2 separate regions of the Homo sapiens genome follow, and region 2 is linked to region 1. The links are chromatin contacts, found by Hi-C or POLR2A ChIA-PET in ENCODE. All regions are on one chromosome and are shown on one strand. The core of a region is the stretch at or near the end of the contact, and the rest is flanking DNA. Distances in the headings are between cores, read along the strand shown. Region 1 holds the start of HRC (histidine rich calcium binding protein). Region 2 holds the start of PTH2 (parathyroid hormone 2).

Region 1 (2,628 bases), core at 129-2,628:
AGAGGGGACAGAGACCCAGAGAGAGGGGGACAGAGACTCTGAGACAGAGGGGGACAGAGACCCTGAGAGAGGGGGACAGAGACCCAGAGAGAGGGGAACAGAGACCCAGAGAGAGAGGGGGACAGAGACCCACAGAGAGAGGGGAACAGAGACCCAGAGAGAGGGGGACAGAGATCCACAGAGAGAGGGGGACAGAGACCCACAGAGAGAGGGGAACAGAGACCCAGAGAGAGGGGGACAGAGATCCACAGAGAGAGGGGGACAGAGACCCAGGGAGAGGGGGACAGAGACCCAGAGAGAGGGGGACAGAGACCCAGGGAGAGGTGGACAGAGACTCTGAGACAGAGGGGGACAGAGACTCTGAGAGAGAGTGGGGACAGAGACCCAGAGAGGTGGATGCCAGAGATGGGGAGGAGACACCTTGACTGAGGCAAGGGGCAGAGGGGGATGCAAAAACCAAAGAATTGGGGGAAGGGCAGGAACTCAGAAAGGAGGGGCCAGAGATTTAGGGGAGAGAGAGGGACACAGACTTGGGGGAGGACTGACACTAAGATAAGAGTGGGACAGAAGCCCAGAGTGAGAGGGAGAGGCAATCCCATGGAGGAGGGACAGGGACCCTGAGAGAGCAGATGACAGAATTGAAGAGAGAGGAGGACCCGTGAACAGGAAAGGAGACCCTAGTGGGGGCAGTCATGAAGGGTGAGGAGTAGGAAATACTGACACACAGAGACGGGCAAGGCCACTTGTCTCCTGCCAGCCCTCTGTGATGGGGACAGCTGTGGCCTCCGTAACCTGAGTCCCCCTACCCCTCCCAGCTGTATTTATAGCCCTGGCCTAGCCCAGTCCCTGCCCCCAGATCTGAGTTCCAGGGACAGGAGGTCATGGGCACGTGTGTTGGGGGCCATGTTCCTTTCCCCCCATTCTAGGGCCTCAATACTGACATCACTCTCTCACCAGCACGTATCATTCCAGCTGGAAACACCCCGCAATCGAACCCCCAGTCCTTCCGTCCCAGGAGTCTCTCCCCTCTGATAAGTCTCTTCTGCCTCCCCCAGGTGCCCCAGGCTCCCCCAAAAACCTGCTAAAAGTCTAGCCTTTGTCTTTGCAGCTGCCAAACGTGAGCTTGTTGGTAGTTCAAAGTCAAGTCCCTTGGCCACCGTCTCCTGGCCAGGGAGAGACCCCTCACTGGTCCCCTCCCCAGCTGGGAGGAGGAGGAGCAGGAGGCAGGCAGGCGGGGACTGACCCAGAATAACTCAGGGCTGAGAGTAAATTTAGCTGGAGAGAGGGGAGGGGAAGGACCCTATTGGCTGGGGAATGGGGAGGGAGGGCCCCAGAGGGGGGTCAGGGGGCTCCGGAGACAGCCTCAGAGGGGTGTCCAGAGCCAGGCAGCAAGGACCAGAGGAAGGTGGACAGAGACCGAAAGGACAAAGGAGAGACACAGAGAAAAAAAGAGACCAACCCCAAAGGGACAAAGACCCCAACGTTTGTCCACATTGCCGCAGAGGCAGCTGGAGCCAGTGCTGCCTGTCCGTCCCCATGGGCCACCATAGGCCATGGCTGCACGCTTCTGTCCTCTGGGCTGGGGTGGCCAGCCTGCTCCTCCCCCCGGCCATGACCCAGCAGCTCAGAGGGGATGGGCTAGGCTTCAGAAACCGGAACAACAGCACTGGAGTCGCCGGGCTCTCCGAGGAGGCATCAGCAGAGCTTCGCCACCACCTCCACAGCCCTAGAGACCATCCAGATGAGAACAAGGATGTTTCCACAGAGAATGGGCATCATTTCTGGAGCCACCCAGACCGTGAAAAGGAGGATGAAGATGTCTCCAAGGAATATGGGCACCTACTCCCAGGCCACAGGTCCCAAGACCACAAAGTCGGAGATGAGGGTGTCTCAGGTGAGGAGGTCTTTGCAGAGCATGGTGGGCAGGCCCGTGGGCACAGAGGCCACGGGAGTGAAGACACGGAAGACTCAGCTGAGCACAGGCACCACCTCCCCAGCCACAGGAGCCACAGCCATCAAGACGAGGATGAGGATGAAGTTGTGTCCAGTGAGCATCACCATCATATCCTCAGGCATGGACACCGAGGCCATGATGGGGAAGATGATGAAGGAGAAGAGGAGGAGGAGGAGGAGGAGGAGGAAGAGGAGGCCTCCACTGAGTATGGACACCAGGCCCACAGGCACCGAGGCCATGGGAGTGAAGAGGATGAGGATGTCTCAGATGGACACCATCATCATGGCCCCAGCCACAGGCACCAAGGCCATGAAGAAGATGACGATGATGATGATGATGATGATGATGATGATGATGATGATGATGTCTCCATTGAATATAGACACCAGGCTCACAGGCACCAAGGCCACGGGATTGAAGAGGATGAAGATGTCTCAGATGGACACCATCATCGCGACCCCAGCCACAGGCACCGAAGCCATGAAGAAGATGACAATGATGATGATGATGTCTCCACTGAGTATGGACACCAGGCCCACAGGCACCAAGACCACAGAAAGGAAGAGGTTGAGGCTGTCTCAGGTGAACACCACCATCATGTCCCTGACCACAGGCACCAAGGCCACAGAGACGAGGAAGAAGATGAGGATGTGTCCACTGAACGTTGGCACCAG
Region 2 (2,628 bases), core at 95-2,594, 270 kb before region 1:
CAGCTCACTGCAACCTCCCTCTCCCAGGTTCAAGCGATTTTCCTGCCTCAGCCTCCCAAGTAGCTGGGATTACACCACACCTAATTTATGTATTTTTGTAGAGAAGGAGTTTCGCCATGTTGGCCAGTCTGGTCTCGAACTCCTGACCTCAAGTGATCCACCCACCACGGCCTTCCAAAGTGCTGGGATTACAGGCATGAGCCACAGCACCCGGCTGAGGCCCCTCTTAAGAGTCAGTGTGGACTGGGTGTGCTGGCTCACGCCTGTAATCCCAACACTCTGGGAGGCCAAGGAGGGCAGATCACAAGGTCAGGAGTTCAAGACCAGCCTGGCCAACAGTTTGGCGAAACCCTATCTCTACTAAAAATACAAAAATTAGCTGGGCGTGATGGTGGGCACCTGTAATCCCAGCTACTCGGGAGGCTGAGGCAGGACAATGGCTTGAACCTGGGAGGTGGAGGTTGCAGTGAGCCGAGATAGTGCCATTGCACTCCAGCCTGGGCAACAAGAGCAAGACTCCATCTCAAACAGACAAACACACACACACAAAAAGAGTCAGTGTGAGGAGGACTGGGCTTTAATCTTCACAGCACCCCCAAACTCCTCCCAGATAAGGGCTTAGACACATCCTTAGGGCAGCTCAGGAGCCCTGTCTGTTTTCCCCTCTTCTCACTCTCTGAGGTTTTTCTGATGTGGTCTGTCACTTTTCCTGTCCTCACACCCCTGCCACACGTACCCTTTGCCATTTCTTGCCTTTCCCCCCTCCCTACCTCACCCTCGATCTTTCTGGGCCTCTCGCTGCTGTATTTATCTCTGGGCAGCTCCTTCCAGACCAGGACGTCCTTCCATTTCCGTCTGTCTTTCTGAGAGCCTTTTCTTTCCCTCCTCCATCTCCATCTGACTGTTCGTTTCCATCTCCTTCGCTCTCTTTTCTTGTTTTCTTCCTTTTCCTTTCTTTTTCTGTCGTTCCCATTCTTTCTCTCTATTTCTTCCTCGGCCACTCTGTCTTTGTCCTTCTCTTTGTGTCTCTGTTCCTCTGACGGTCCTTCCGCCAGTCTCTATTTTTAGCCCTCTGACACACCCCCTGTGTCCACCTCTCTGTCTGTCTGTCTCTCCCCCTCCCTCGTCTCAGGTCCAGCTTCTGGTCCCAATTAGTTGGTGGCGGCCAAGGCAGCGGCAGGTCCCCCACCCCCGGCTCCTCATTACCGCTGGCGGCTCCTAATGAGCCTGGGGAGGGGGTGACCCCGCGTCCCCGGCCCCCCGGCCTGCGTCACTGCCCGGTGCGGGGGCTGCGGAGGCGATATAAGGGGGCTGCCACCATCGCTGCCCCAGCCCACTGCACGGTAGGGGACTGTGCGGGAAGCTGGGGGTGGATGCATGGTGGGGCCCGGGGTTCTGGGCCGGGATGCAGCCCTACTGAGCCCCTTTCTGGTTCTCCACAGGTGATGGAGACCCGCCAGGTGTCCAGGAGCCCTCGGGTTCGGCTGCTGCTGCTGCTGCTGCTGCTGCTGGTGGTGCCCTGGGGCGTCCGCACTGCCTCGGGAGTCGCCCTGCCCCCGGTCGGGGTCCTCAGGTAGGTGCCAGTCCCAGAACTCCCAGGGAGGGGTGGGAACTTGGAGAAGTGGGAAGAGAACCAAAGAGAAAGGGGACGGAAGATCCAGAAAGCGGAACAGAAGCCCAAAGAGAGGGCGACCGAGACCCAGCGAGAAGACAGAGACTAGGGGTGGGGGAAGGCGGGAGGAGGGTTTGGTGGTAGTGGTGGTGCGGGAAATGGACAGAAAATCAGCAAGGGAAAGAGACACAGAAAGATAGATCCCGAGAAAGGCGTGGAGAGGCTCGAAAGGAGTCGTTGCAGAAACGGATTCATTCTTTGAGCAACGTTTATTGGGTTCTTGGTGTGCGCCTGGCCATGCGCTGAGCGCTGTGGGCGGACAAGTGCATCAGACTCGGTCTCAGTACCTGGGGAGTTTCGAACCTGGTGAGCAGAGAGACAGAGACCCACACAGAGAACGAGAGAGACAGGGGGAGCCGGACCGAGCCACTCCACGGACTGGGCAGTAACGGGGCTTCGAGTTAGACCGCGGGGAGGACAGGCGGCGGCAAGAGCGAGTCTGGACGCGCGGTCACCGCGTCTCTCCACAGCCTCCGCCCCCCAGGACGGGCCTGGGCGGATCCCGCCACCCCCAGGCCGCGGAGGAGCCTGGCGCTGGCGGACGACGCGGCCTTCCGGGAGCGCGCGCGGTTGCTGGCCGCCCTCGAGCGCCGCCACTGGCTGAACTCGTACATGCACAAGCTGCTGGTGTTGGATGCGCCCTGAGCGCGCTGCCCGTCCCCATCTTAATAAAGACCATGCCCTGCGCTCCGGACTGCGCCTAGTTCCTGCGCGACCTGCGTGTGCGTTGGGTTGGGGGCGCGGGGCTTGAAATGGGGGGTAGAAAAGAGACAGGACTCTGTGTCGGCCACTCTGGCATCTCTCTCCTCAGTCCCCACTCTATTTTCTTTCCTCAATTCCGTTTCTCTCTGCCTGTCTTTGTCCAGGAAGCTGGCTTCTTTCCTATTTCTGGATCTCTGCTTCCCTATCGCCCCCACCCCCCCGCCCCCTCCTTTCATTCTGGGCCCCTGTCCCTC

The links. Hi-C counts contacts between places; a loop is a spot of excess contacts on that map. ChIA-PET counts read pairs that join two places held with the same protein, here RNA polymerase II (POLR2A).
Region 2: a map with no recorded cell type shows a loop between it and region 1 (2.7-fold over the local background). The contact joins the promoter of PTH2 here to the promoter of HRC in region 1. A Hi-C loop is called at or near these places in 1 of 37 single-sample maps with no recorded cell type. POLR2A ChIA-PET finds 5 or more read pairs at or near these places in 5 of 52 experiments (A549, AG04450, H1 and 2 more).

The regions. Positions count from the first base shown.
Region 1 is chr19:49,154,146-49,156,773 of GRCh38, reverse strand. HRC (histidine rich calcium binding protein) reads left to right here and starts at 1,378. Exons shown (of 6, transcript NM_002152.3): 1 at 1,378-2,628. The coding sequence starts at 1,537.
Region 2 is chr19:49,422,157-49,424,784 of GRCh38, reverse strand. It overlaps PTH2 (parathyroid hormone 2), which reads left to right and starts at 1,344. Exons shown (of 2, transcript NM_178449.4): 1 at 1,344-1,573; 2 at 2,143-2,366. The coding sequence starts at 1,446. The coding sequence ends at 2,317. It also overlaps a transcript of GFY not described here. RefSeq lists a silencer at 1,025-1,228.